Regions from separate parts of the Homo sapiens genome. Here region 1 is linked to region 2. The links are chromatin loops, found by intact Hi-C in ENCODE. Cell type or tissue: B cell. All regions are shown on one strand.

Region 1 (4,000 bases), 120 kb after region 2:
TTATAAACACTTTCCCATTGAGAAACAATTTCCCATCTCCTCTTCCATATGTCATTGCTTCATAAGTTATCTTAAATTAATACATTTTCAACTTGAAATCAGGAGAGATCATTATTATTAAAGGAGAAAAGAAAGATTATTTCATATGAATGAACCAAGCATTAAAGTAGTCATCAGTAAAAATAGCAATTTTCTATCCAGTGCTAAACACAACAGGCATCAAGGTGAAAGGCGCTGCCTTCAACCACTCATATTTCTAACATAAACCTTTGCTAATCAAAGTAATTATCTCAATTCTAACTTCCAGGGTAACTTCCTAACCTATACCTCATTTTGATGTCCATGGACATATATACGTGTGTGTGTGTGTGTATTTCTCTATGTATATTAACATCAATGTTATAAAAAAATTCTGAATCATCCTTATCCATGCCCTTGGATACAGAGTGATGTTACCACTTTTCTTTTTTGTTTTCAGGGAGTCCTAACCTTCACAGCCGACTTTCACTCCATTCTTGGTCAGATTTCTTTCTGCCCTTAGACGGGTCTATGTTAATAATAATAATGAAAACAAAAAATAATGCTAGTAATAATAAAAGCAGCTGACATTTATGGAGAACATTCAAATGCTTCACCTTATCTCACTGAATCTTGAAAATGGCCCTAGGATCTGGAGATGGCTTTCTATCTGTGGATATAAATCAGGAAACACAGAGACAGACATTGATGTCACTTGTCAAAGTCTCCAGAGAGTTAAGTGGTCAGGTCAATATCAAAGTCAAAGCCTGCTTCCAGAGGTTAACTCAATATTTATGCTATTAAGCTAAATTATAATGAATTTGTGGGCTTTATGGGTTAAAAATGGCAATTTCCCAAAATTCAGCCTTGCATACTAAAGAGAGCAGTATTGTGTAAAATACCCGTGGAATAATAGAAAAAGCACTCAACTGAAACAAGGAATCTGGAATGTAGTCCAAAATTATTAACTCCATTTTTTTTTCTTTTTTTTTTTTTTCTTTTTTAAGAAACAGGCTCTCACTATGTCATCCAGGCTGGTCTTAAAACTCCTGGGCTCAAGCAGTCCTCCTTGCCTCAGTCTCCCAAGTAGCTGGGTTTATGGGATTACAAGCACAAACTACACCCAGTCGTATAATCTTTTTTTTTTTTTTTTTTTTTTTTGAGACAGAGTCTCGCTCTGTCACTCAGGCTGGAGTGCAGTGGGGCAATCTGGGCTAACTGCAACCTCCGCCTCCCAGATTCAAGCGATTCTCCTGCCTCAGCCTCCTGAGTAGCTGGGATTTCAGGCGCGTGCCACCACGCTTGGCTAATTTTTGTATTTTTAGTAGAAACAGGGTTTCAACATGTTGGCCACGCTGGTCTCGAACTTCTGACCTCAAGTGATCCACCCGCCTCGGCCTCCCAAAGTGCTGGGATTACAGGCGTGAGCCGTGAGCCACCATACATGGCCCGTGTAATCTTAAGTAAATTAATTTCCTAGGCATGAGTTTCCTCAAGAATTGAACTAGATTCATATTTTTCAGATCAAATTATATCTAGGAAGGGATGGATGGCTGAGAAAGAATTAAAGAGTAGTAACTACTGAAGCATGGTGACCAAAGTCTGGGTTAGACATTACCGAACAAGACGCTCCTGAAGGATGGTTTCACTTTTCATATGGGTACAGACAGAATGCATTATGCATGTCTTATGATATACGTTTACATCTTTACACCAGGTAGAGGTCTTGACTAGTTGACAGTAGGCAAGATATATGCTGTGCAAATTTTATTGCCTTCTAGAGAGCTACACATTCCATGTTATTAATATAAATTAATGATTATAAAGAGATGTCTGAAAAAATAAATAGCAAGTTATAATTTTAGACAACATATTTTCAAAGGGATGGAAACTTTCAAAAATTTCCTAACAACTTTCTTGACATTTTCCTGGTATTATCAAATATAGAAAAATATTATGTAATTCACAGCAGTTGTAATTTCTGATTTTTACACTGTTTTAATAATGGATTTATGTCTTTTTAAAAGAATATGCATTTGGAAATAAATACCCTGATGTGATATTTAAACATATGTACAATGACACAGCCTGTGGCCACGACAGATTCTCTCCTTCTAAACACTCATGAGAAAGTGCCAAAGAATAACTGGCATGACAGAAACTGAAAAATGTAAATGTAAAGCAATATTATGAGAAACAATAATTATTCTGATTTCCCCAAGAATTCACACTGCCAATGTAACTTAAATCCACATAATGAACTATCTAGTATCAAAGCTGAGCAACTAGTAGGTATCCATGATTATTTGACAGGTTTGACCAATATTCCCGCTATAGACAGAAAGACCAGTTTTAGGAAGACAAGTTTTACGGAGAAGGGCATTACTATATTACACAACACATACTTGTAAACATAACAGAATTATTTTAAAAATATAGTTCTCTTAATCCAGGGAGTAAAAATAAATTCTGAAACAATCTGCTTTGGAACTGCTCTCAAAATCTAGTTCTAAACCACACAGTAACATGTTACTACTTTATAACTATGGCTCATTTTTGCCAAAAGACCATTACCAACTAGGTTATTAATGAATTCACTAAACTTAATTCCAAATAAACTTCACTATTAAAAAAATCTACAGGAAGAGGAGAAAGATTTGTCATCAACACATTTTGCAGATTAAAACCAAAGCACTGAAAACGCTGAGAGCAGTTTCAGTGGCTCCTCCATGTACACAGCAGGTGTACCCGTGTGCACAGCAGGTGTACGCGTGTGCACAGCAGGTGTATGTGTGTGCACAGCAGGTGTATGCGTGTGCACAGCAGGTGTATGCATGTGCACAGATGCTCAACCCACAACAGCGCTTCACCTCATCAACCGTCAAGTGAAAATATCACAAAGTGGAAAACGGGCACTTCATAAACATGAGGTGCAAAAACACAATATCCAAAAAATGCTGGCTATTCAGTCCCCTGGCATCAGAGTGCCTCGTGACCATGTGGCTGACTGGAAGCCGTGGCTCAACGTCACTGCCTGGCCCCGAGAGAGAATCGTACCACCGATTACTGTCCTGGGAAAAGATCAAAACTCAACGTATGCTATCTACTTAATCTATATCACTTTTGTACCATCATAAAGTCAAAAAAGCATAAATCAAACTGTTGTAACATTGGGGACCATCTGTATACGTATGTATACCCGGGAATCTGCTTTAAAAACCCTTATCATGAGTTAAGACGAACTTATGTTACGTACATAAACTTCAGTTACTTGGGTTTTGTATCACCTGGATTTGGCTAAGTTGAAGATTCAAAATGAAGCTAAATAACTAAGGTTAAGTATTGTTTAAAAACTAACAAATAAGATTTAAAAAATATAAGGCCAGGCACAGTGGCTCACACCTGTAATCCCAGCACTTTGGGAGGCCGAGGCAGGCGGATCATGAGGTCAGGAGATCCGAAACCATCCTGGCCAACATAGTGGAACCCCGTCTCTACTAAAAATACAAAAATTAGCTGGGTGTGGTGGCACGTGCCTGTAATCCCAGCTACTCAGGAGGCTGGGGCAGGAGAATCGCTTGAACCAGGAAGTTGGAGGTTGCAGTGAGCTGTAATCGCCGCCACTGCACTCCAGCCTGGTGACAGAGCGAGAATCCGTCTCAAAAAAAAATACACACACACACACATACCATGGCAATGCCTTAGAATTCATTCTCTGGACAAGCACAAAAGTTATGGGTCAAACTGTATCCCACAAATGAAATATGTTGAAACCCCTAACTCCCAGTACTTCAGAGTGTGACCTTATTTGGAAACAGTGTCCACTGCAGATGTATTTAGTTAAGATGAGTCCATTCAAAGAGTAGGGTGGGCCTGGGTCCTAACCTAATGAGTGGTATCCTTGCTGGGGGGAAGAGACACAGAGAAACACAGGGAGAAGTCCATGTGAAGATGGAGGCAAAGACTGGAGTAATCCATCTAC
Region 2 (4,000 bases):
GGTCCTTGAGGAAGATCTAGAGTTGAGATGCACATGCTGGTGCCATCGGCCTGTGTGCCGTCCTGAAGTCCAGGGGAGATAGGGTGGCCTGGGGAGAGGATGCAGGGAGAGGAGAAAGAGAAACCCCACCTGGCGTCAGGAGCACCACTGCATGTCAGGGTCAAATAAAGTTGGAGGGGCCAAAGTGAGGCAGAGATGGAGCTGCCCACCTGAGAGGGAGGAGAGCAAAGCCCACTGCCCGGGCCCTGGAGAAGGGCTCGTGCTACCTGCAGGAGGCAGCTGAGAGGCGTCTGCTGCATTGGCTGCATAGGGCACAGGGCAGCCTTCTTGAAGACAGCTTGGTGGGATGGGGGCAGGGGCCAAACTCCAGGGGCTCCAGAGTGAATGGGAGCATTGGAAACAGGCAGAAGACCAGGTGGAGAGAGGGCAGAATACGGAAGTGGGGTTTGGGATTTGCATCCATCTCACTTTCCTCTTTACTATTTGATGGGAACAATCTTCCACTTGACCCACGGCAGGCCCAGGGCAGGGGTGTGGGTGTGCAGCACCGCTAGGGAGTGGAGTTTAGGACAATCAACAGGCACAGCCCAGGCCAGGTCCACCTTTGCTGGGGAGGGTGGCTTCCACCTTTGAAACTGGCGACAAAGGGTTGGGGGAGAGCCAATGCCCTGGGCCCTGGAACTGGCCACAGAAGATGGCAGAGCCCCTGCAACACCACATCTCCTGAGCAAAGCTTCCACCAAGGCTGATGGGCACACGTGAGTGGGGAGGAAGGAGGGCGGGTGGAAGGACCTCAGCCAGAGCCATGGAGAGTCAGGCCTGGGGACAGCTCAGAACGATGGCCCATGCCTCGGATGAGTAAATCATGAAACAAAATTCAATGTAGGTTGACTCAAACCCAACAGAAGTTCATTTCTTGCTCACACAGTAGCACCAGGCACATGGAGGGTCAGTGTATTCAGGTTCTGCTGTTTCCAGCAGCTGTTTCCAAGGTCTCCTGTGCCTGCTCCCTCCGGCCTTCAGGAGAAAGCGAGTGGTTTTGTGCACCAGACCTGGAAATGATGCGTTTCACCTGTGTTCAGGCATCTCCAGCCAGACCTCAGTCCCATGCCCCACAGAGTCCCCAGGGGCTGCACAAGGTGGCTCAGCCATGGACCCAGGAGGCAAGGGTGGTGGGCAGCTGCCCACACCACAGAATAGATGCTCTGTAGCTGGTTAGAGTGAGCGGCGAGCAGAGCAAACAGCTAACGGGAGAGATCTCAGAGCACGAGCTCTCCCCTGGTTGCACCCCCAGCCCCGCCGCCAGCCACGTTGTCTCTATCACATTCCCTGGAGAAAAGTAAGTAAGGAGGCCCAGAAGGCTGAAGGACAGGGCCAGGGGGCTGGTTCTCAGAGGGCACCCCTGGCCACGGCCTCTCATGCATCCGTGTGAGATGGTGTCAAGTCAGGTCTGCAGAGGACTAGAGGGACAGGGGTCCTGAGAAGGCTTTTCCTAAGGAGAGGCTGCCTCCAGGCAGCACCACCTCTCCTGCCCCACCTGGACACCTGGGGGCCCAAAGGCAGCAAGGACCACCATGAAAGCCAGCTCGCCCAGGGTCACACACACTCCTCTGCCATCCTAGTGCACAATCAGATGTGCCGTGATTCACAAAGGTGGAAAAGGGAGGTTGCCTGGAATGTTTATTTACCTTTCTCCTTAATTTTGGACTTGCATAATGAATTCTTGGTGAGTAGAGATTACATCATTTTACATATCTTCTTTTTATTAACTTAATATCCTAAAAGTCATTCTACATTATCTGCCATAAAAATATATAGATGCTGTATTTCCTGATTTATACATATATTTATTCTGCTATGTATATGTTCACATAGCAAAAAAATAAAATAAAATAAAAAGGAAAGAGCCAATCTACTATTGTGAATGTTAAAAGCAACAAGGAGAAAAATGAACAGCAGCAATAGTGCAGTGATATTTTTCTGAAGATTTTACGCCACGGGTGCAAGAAGATAGTATAAGATTGTATTAATTTCACATACTTATTATCCAAAATAAACTGTAGAGTTTCCCCGCTAAGACATACATGTGACATTTGTCCTTTGACACGTTGCAGAATTAGGGCAACAGCCGGGAAGGTGAGCGTCTCCAGGAGCAGGTGCAGGCGCTGGGAGGCGGCTCGCGCACCAGAGGGCAGCAGCGCCCTGTCCAGGGCAGAGGCACCCCTGGAAGGCTCAGGAGCTCGGCTCCTGGTGAAGCCAGGACTTTAGGAATCGCATTTGCTCCCCACTGGCGTGAAGAGAAGTGCTAGCTCATCTATTTACATTCTAGGTTCAGAAAGGGGACCCCAAAATGTTATGTGACATCCAAGAATCCAGTTCATCTTTCAATGTTAGGCAGAAAAATGAAACCTTATTCAAATGTTAACACTAATTCTAAATACAGTATTCTGAACATTTAGATGGACCGGCTGTGGGCACTGTGGTAATTATTAGTGGGCTACAGGAGAAGAGGCCCCTGTGTACAGGGCGCATCCCAGGTGACCCTAGACTTGCTGCACAGGGCCAGCCATATCTCCTGAGTGGCCTTGGCCTAGTGGGCTGCCTCGGCTACCGCTTACCTACAGCTGGGGAGATGCAGACCCTCCCCTCTGGTTAAAGAGAGGAGTCCGGCTGCCTCCCCTCCATGAAAGTGGTTTTCTCAGTATCTCTCCCCCTTCTTACATGGTGTGTTTGTGATTACTGCGTGCACATGGACACACGGCCACCCGCTGAAGAGCATCCCAGACTTTCTTTCACCTGGCTGTAACCATGTGACTAAGTGAAGGCTCCCACCTTGGGAGCAGAAATGATTTCCACAGCTTTCCAGTTGTGTCTTTAAGGCCACCTGCTTCCCGCATCCTGCTTCTTGTTGTCTAGAATGGAAATGGGCTGGAAGGAGGTACAACAGCTCCCTTGTGCTGAGGACAGCCTCGAGGTGAGGAGAACAGCACTCTGCCCATCATTCCTGACTGTCCACCTGGACTCTCAATGAAGAGAGGAATCAGCCAAGAAGTAGAAAATAAATCGTTCCTGCCTTAGCTCTTATATGGATTTACCTAAATAAGGCATCAGGAATATCATGCTATTGGCAAATGCAACACAAGGAAGAAGATTGCAGCTGTGCATACTGAGTCATAAGCATGAAATCAGGTCACAGCAAACCACCCTGAGCTCTGCAAACACACCAGAGCGAGGGGCCTTCGTCCGAATGCTGCAGCCTCTTTATTCTGTGAGATCACAAAGACTGAGTGCATCAGATTCTCAGAGCAGCCAGCGGAATGTAGAATGCAGACCACCCCAAGCTCTGCAAACATGCCAGAGCGAGGGTGGCCTTCATCCGAATGCTGCAGCCTCTTTATTCCGTGAAATCCCTGAGCACAAAGACCATGAACATGTCAGGTTCTCCACACAGCAGCCAGCAGAATGTAGAATGCATCAGGGCAGCTGTGCTGTGAGGCTGCAATGACTCAAATCATCTAATGGTAAATGTAAAATGCCACCTCCTTCTGTGTCCTACAGGAGAATGTGCCCCAAGAATGAGATTAAGACAACAGAGAGCCCCGCTGAAGTCATGAGCCTTGAATGCTCTGTTTATACAAATAGGGGGCAGAATAGGGCCTGGCCTCCCCTGGGCTATCACAGCTGCTTTCTGCTGCCACAGCTGAGATCACCATCCCTAGGTCCACAGCTGAGAGGGGGATGTCTCTGCTTTGAATATGGAGGCCACTCAGACTTGGGGAAATTCCCCACTTCCCTGTCAGAGAACTGGGAAGGGAGGAGATGCCACACCTCAGGGCAGAGGTCAGGGCAGTAGGTGAACCACTGGGATCAGATACTGAAACTTGCACCACGGGTGGGTGCTGGAGCTCAAGGCTGTGCACGGGTGGGTGCTGGAGCTCAAGGCTGTGCAGGTTAGATAGGCAGGCGTTGTCTCACTGGGGACCACAACCCTTCTCTGTCA

What was found. Peaks named below come from ENCODE experiments on the same cell type or tissue, not always from the same donor. Only the 100,000 strongest peaks of a DNase experiment are listed, where the experiment ranks them.
Region 1: it touches region 2 in a loop (9-fold over the local background); 1 of 110 quality-filtered maps calls a loop at or near these places.

What each region holds. Positions count from the first base shown.
Region 1 is chr6:167,018,088-167,022,087 of GRCh38, reverse strand. All of the region lies in intron 7 of CEP43 (centrosomal protein 43), which reads right to left. Among named protein-coding and RNA genes, the nearest start is that of CEP43, 21 kb to the right of the region's middle. In B cell, no CTCF peak of the experiment used is centred here; a DNase peak (open chromatin) is centred at 1,647; H3K4me3 peaks cover 618 bases.
Region 2 is chr6:167,140,548-167,144,547 of GRCh38, reverse strand. It overlaps LOC112267970 (a long non-coding RNA gene), which reads left to right and starts at 3,197. Exons shown (of 2, transcript XR_002956379.2): 1 at 3,197-3,521. RefSeq lists enhancers at 1-891, 892-1,820. In B cell, CTCF peaks have their summits at 2,185 (motif pointing right) and 2,190 (motif pointing right); DNase peaks (open chromatin) are centred at 2,187 and 3,703; H3K27ac peaks cover 3,108 bases.